Linked DNA regions of Homo sapiens: region 1 is linked to region 2. Evidence: read pairs that join two places in POLR2A ChIA-PET (ENCODE). Cell type or tissue: endothelial cell of umbilical vein. All regions are shown on one strand. Each heading gives the region's core, and the rest is flanking DNA. Links, peaks and the distances in the headings are about the cores only.

Region 1 (2,909 bases), core at 197-2,696, 220 kb after region 2:
TCTCCTGCCTCAGCCTCCTGAGTAGCTGGGACTACAGGCGCCCATCACCATGCCCGACTAATTTTTTGTGTGTGTGTTTTTAGTAGAGACAGGGTTTCACCACATTAGCCAGGATAGTCTCGATCTCCTGACCTCGTGATCCACCCGCCTCGGCCTCCCAAAGTGCTGGGATTACAGGCATGAGCCACCGCGCCCGGCCCGTTTTGTTATTTTTTGAGATGGAGTGTCGCTCTGTCACCCAGACTGAAGTGCAGTGGCATGATCTCAGCTCACTGCAACCTCCACCTCCTGGGTTCAAGCGATTGTCGTGCCTTAGCCTCCCGAGTAGCTAGGATTACAGGCGCCTGCCACCACCCCCTGCTAATTATTTTATTTTATTTTATTTTTATTTTTAATAAAGATGGGGTTTACCAAGTTGGCCAGGCTGGTCTTGAACTCCTGACCTCAGGTTATCCACCTGCCTCGACCTCCCAAAGTGCTGGGATTATAGGTGTGAGCCACCATGCTCAGCCTTTGTTGGTTTTATTTTAGCTTCCCGTCTCTTTAGGCTGGAACTGTTTCTAGAAATCCATTTAAGATGGAAGTTGACTCTGAAATTGGTTAAATAAAGTTAGGGTGATTTGTTAATATAGAGGAATTGTGAGTTACCACCTGTCATATATATAAGAGAATTTCTTATTTGTTTTCTTACTCTCTAAGCCTAATAAAAAAAGGTTCCTTTAAAAAAAAAAAATTCATTCTAGGCCAGGTGCGGTGGCCCACACCTGTAATCCCAGCACTTTGGGAGGTTGAGGCAGGCAGATCACCTGAGGTCAGGAGTTCCAGACCAGCCAGCCCAACATGGCGAAACCCCGTCTCTACTAAAAATACAAAAAATTAGCTGGGCATGGTGGCAGGCGCCTGTAATCTCAGCTACTCGGGAGGCTGAGGCAGGAGAATCACTTGAACCTGGGAGGCAGAGGTTGGAGTGAGCTGAGATCATGCCACTGCACTCCAGCCTGGGTGGCAAGAGTGAAACTCCATCTCAAAAAATAAAATAAAATAAAAATAAAAATTAAAAAAAAATCTTTTTTACTGCATTTTCAGTGGCAGTTTGAGAAGAAGGGGTGGTACATGTCGATAGACATTAACATGCAATTGAGAAATGCTTTTAAAAAAGTGTGCATGTATATTATGCCTTCTCAATGTTTTTATTCTGTTTCAGCAAATCAGTAGAGTTGCAGTAATCTAGAAAGGATTAATTATGTCATGATGGTTTACTGTGTAGTCTCCCCAAGAAGGGCCACTCTGTTCTGCGTACTGCTGTTAGGCACAAGATGTGAAATAATATCTGTGAGGTCTTCATTTGGTGAATATGATAAAATCAATAGCATTTTAAAGGGTCTCCTAAAAATACCATTTAATGAATTTTAAAAATTAATAGTGAATTATTATTATTGAGAACATTTGTTAAATTAGTGTTTTCTTGGTTTGGATTGGATGTAATGCATAAACTTCAAAGATGTAAAAACTGTATTTAAAACATTTTTTAAATTTTTTGTAGAGATGGGGGTCTCACCACGTTGCCTAGGGTGGTCTCGAGCTCTTGGGCTCAAGTGATCCTCCCACCTCAGCCTCCAAAAGTGTTAGATTACAGTCCTGAGCCATCATGGACTTAACTATCCTTAATTTTGTATCACCTATGGAGAACATGTATTAACTTTGTAATAAAAAAGTTTTTAGGCCTGGTGCAGCAGCTCTTGCCTGTAATGCCAGCACATTGGGAGGCTGAGGTGAGAGGATCACTTAAGCCCAGGAGTTTGAGGCCAGCCTGGGCAACATGGCAAGACCCCAGATTGACAAAAAATTAAAAAAAAAAATTAGCTGGGCATGATGTGGTTAAAAAAAAATTTATCTGGGCACAGGATGACAGGTACCTGCGGTCCCAGCTACCCGGAAGGCTGAGACATGGCAATCACTTGAGACCAGGAGGTTGAGGCTACAGCAAACTATGATCTGTCTGCTGCACTCCATCCTGGGCAACAGAGCGAAGACTCTGTCTCAAAAAAAAAAAAAAAAAAAAAGTCTTCTGTATTTTGTATAAATTGGTGGTGGTTGGATCTAGAGGCTTGAGCACAGATGATTTAATGAGATCAGTTTCCAGGTTTGCAGATTCACAAACCTTTGTTCTCTTAAATTCTTCTTCTTTCTTCTCTTTTTTGGGGACAGAGTCTTCCTCTGTCACCAGGCTGGAGTGTAGTGGCACAATCAAGGCTTATTGCAGCCTCTACCTCCCAGGCTCAAGAAATCCTCCCACCTTAGCTTCTTAAATAGCTGGGACTACAGGCGCACGCCACCACCATGCCTGGCTAATTTTTGTAATTTTTTGTAGAGACATGATTTCACCATGTTGCTTAGGCTGGTCTCAAACTCCTGAGCTCAAGCAGTCTGCCTACCTGGGCCTCCCAGAGTGCTGGGATTACAGGCGTGAGCCACTGTGCTGGCTGTTCTTTTAACTTTTTAAGTTGGCCTGAGAAAGCTTGCAGAGCCTTATTCTCCAGATGTCTCTTTTTACAATTATTCTTCTAACTGCCAAAAGAAGTAAGAAGTCTCCCGTTTTACTGTGTTGTATTTCAATTTTTTTTTTTTTTTAAAAGGGTTTGAAGTCCAGGCGCGGTGGCTCACACCTGTAATCCCGGCACTTTGGGAGGCCGAGGTGGGCAAATGACCTGAGGTTGGGAGTTTGAGACCAACCTGACCAACATGGAGAAACCCCATCTCTACTAAAAATACAAAATTAGTCGGGCATGGAGGCACATGCCTGTAATCTCAGCTACTCGGGAGGCTGAGGCAGGAGAATTGCTTGAATCCGGGAGGCAGAGGTTGCTGTGAGCTGAGATCGTGCCATTGCACTCCAGCCTGGGCAACAA
Region 2 (2,909 bases), core at 152-2,651:
TGTAAATAAAGGGTTCAGGCCAAGAGAGGGCTTGGGTCTCCATGGACACAGTGAGGATGGTCCTCACGAAGGTCAGTCTGGAAGGCAATGCCAAGTGTGTCTCAGCAAGGTGCACATCACAGGACTCTCACAAGGCCGTGCAGTCTGTCCAGGAAAGACAGATGCTGCAGGACCCCTGCAGTGCAGTGGCAAGATCATAGCTCACTGCAGGCTCCACCTTCTGGGCTCAAGATATCCTCCCACCTCAGCCTCCCAAGTAGCTGGGTCTGCAGAGACAAGCCACCATGCCTGGGTTTTTTGCTTTTTTTTTTTTTTTTTTTTGTAGGAACGGGTGGGTCTTGCCACTTTGCCCAGGCTGGTCTTGAACTCCTGGGCTTAAGCTATCCTCCTGCCTCAGCCTCCCAAAATGCTGGGATTACAGGCGTGAGACACCATGCCCTTAAGGCTGTGTTCTTAAGGAGCCACTGCAAATTTAAAGGAGAGTGGGACAATCTGACTTGTGTTTTAGAAGGCGCCCATTAGAAGTTATACTAATATGTCAGAAAGCAAAGAAACCAGGGGGAAAGGGCCATTTCAAAGAGTACTATGTCCCTAGAGGGAAAAGGAAGACAGGCCACCAGTCGCTTTGCAGAGAACAGACACTTGAGCTGGGTAATAATCTCCAGGCACTGGATTAATGCTGAAAACAAAGCCATCCTCTCTCGCCGAAAGGCTGCTTTTACTTCAGTCTCTAGGATAGAAGTTCTACCCATCTGATAGAGCTAAATCATTTGTTCATTCAAAAAAATATTTATTATACGCTCACCAGCAGCAGGCAAGGTGGTAGTAAAACAGGATGAGCAAAAACAAAAGGCAGAACTCATCCTCATTTTGAGCCTTAAAATTGATGGGGAGTAAGGAGAGGAAGGCAAGGAGGGGACCTTCAAGGTATGGGCAAAGGCCCTGAGGCTTTGATGGATCTGCACAGTCAGTGTGGCTGGAGAAGAGAGAAGTGGAACACGGAGAGAAGTGGAACACAGAGAGAACGGAACACGGAGAGAATGGAACACAGAGAGAACAGAGACTAGCAAGATGGGCAGAGGCCAGCACAGGAGGGTTTTGCAATTATGAATCTAAAAGCCAAGGAGGAAACACTTAAGAGTTTAAAGTAGGAAGGGATAGCCAGGAAGATGTTCCTTTCAAAAGACTGGGAGGGTGCGGCAGATAGAGATAGTGAGAACAACTACGAGGCCACTGTAGTTCAATGGTGATAGGCTGGTTGAAGTGGAGTGACATTTAGGATACGATATTGTAAGAAAATGACACAAAAGGGCAAAGAACAGAAGAATGGGGAATGAGTCCATATCTCTGGGGGTGAAGATGTAAAATCTCTCATGGACATCTTGAGTTTGAGACGCCCATGAACAGGCAGGGAGGTCAGGTAGGCAGCTGACCCTCTGCACCATGACTCAGAAGCAATCTAGGTTGGAAACATAAATGTCTGAGTCATAAAGCTCCAGATGTGGGTAAGATCACCCAGAGAAGGAACGTGCTAGGCGAGACAAGGACAGGGCCAAGCTTTCAGCAACTCCAGCATTTAATGGCCAGAGAGAGGAGGAGAAGGTGCCAGGGAAACAGAAGGAAAATCAGCACTGCGGTGGCAAAGAAGGCAAAGGAAGAGAGAGTGTCCACAAGAATAATCAGCATCTCCAGTACTGCAGAGACAGCGCAGCAGATGAGGATGGAAAACCTCCCCTGGAAAAGGCAACACAGAGTCTCCAGGAAGCTCAGTGGGGATGTGAATGTGGAAGGTCAGGGTGGAAGCCACATTGGAGCTTGCAGGACAAAGACAGGAATACAGACGCTTCTAAGAAGTTTGGCTTGCTGGACGCGGTGGCTCACGCCTGTAATCCCAGCACTTTGGAAGGCTGAGGCAGGCAGATCATGAGGTCAGGAGTTCAAGACCAGCCTGACCAACATGGTGAAACCCCGTCTCTACTAAAAATACAAAAAGTGTAAAAAATACACTTTGGAAGGCTGAGGCAGGCGGATCACGAGGTCAGGAGTTCAAGACCAGCCTGACCAACATGGTGAAACCCCGTCTCTACTAAAAATACAAAAATTAGCCGAGCATGGTGACGTGCGCCTATAATCCCAGCTACTCAGGAGGCTGAGACATGAGAATCATTTGAACCCGGGAGGCAGAGGTTGTAGTGAGCCAAAATTGTGCCACTGCACTCCAGCCTGGGCAATATAGTGAGACTCAATCTCAAAAAAAAAATAAGTTTGGCTTTGAAGAAGAGGACAGAAATACAGCAGTTGCTAGTAGGAAAGATGTGGGGGTCAAGACAGCAGAGAGGGGAGACAAGTGCCTTTAAAAGTCTGTGACTCCAAGCATGGTGGATCACACCTATAATCCCAGTACGTTGGCAGGCCAAGGCAGGAGGATCACTTGAGCCCATGAGTTGGAGACCAGCCTGGGCAACATAGCAAGACTCTGTCGCTACAAAAAATTAAAGAATTAGTCAGGCATGGTGGCATGTACAGGTAGTCCCAGCTACTCAAGAGGCTGAGATGGGAGGATTGCTTGAGCCCAGAAGTTCATGGCTGCAGTGAGCGAGGATCATGCCACTGCACTCCCGTCTGGGGAACAGAGCAAGCCCCTATCTCAAAAAAATAAATAAAGACAACACAAAAAATTTAAATGTGTATATTCTTCAAAAGGTTAATAGTTACCCTATGACCCCACAATTTCACTCCTAAATCTATACCCAAGAGAAATGATGTGTCGTGTCTGCACAAAAACTCAGACATGAACACTCACCGCAGCATTATCCCTACTAGCCAGAAAGTGGACACAACTCAAACGTCCATCAACACATACATAGATAAACAAAGTGTAGCATATCCATCCAATGCAGCATTATTCA

Evidence for each region. Peaks named below come from ENCODE experiments on the same cell type or tissue, not always from the same donor. Only the 100,000 strongest peaks of a DNase experiment are listed, where the experiment ranks them.
Region 1: POLR2A ChIA-PET joins it to region 2 with 7 read pairs; 4 of 35 experiments call an interaction of 5 or more read pairs at or near these places.

The regions. Positions count from the first base shown.
Region 1 is chr20:47,547,519-47,550,427 of GRCh38, forward strand. All of the region lies in intron 1 of NCOA3 (nuclear receptor coactivator 3), which reads left to right. Among named protein-coding and RNA genes, the nearest start is that of NCOA3, 47 kb to the left of the region's middle. In endothelial cell of umbilical vein, for the core only: no CTCF peak of the experiment used is centred there; no DNase peak of the experiment used is centred there.
Region 2 is chr20:47,330,061-47,332,969 of GRCh38, forward strand. All of the region lies in intron 2 of ZMYND8 (zinc finger MYND-type containing 8), which reads right to left. Among named protein-coding and RNA genes, the nearest start is that of ZMYND8, 25 kb to the right of the region's middle. RefSeq lists an enhancer at 1,184-1,684. In endothelial cell of umbilical vein, for the core only: no CTCF peak of the experiment used is centred there; a DNase peak (open chromatin) is centred at 1,491; H3K27ac peaks cover 1,967 bases.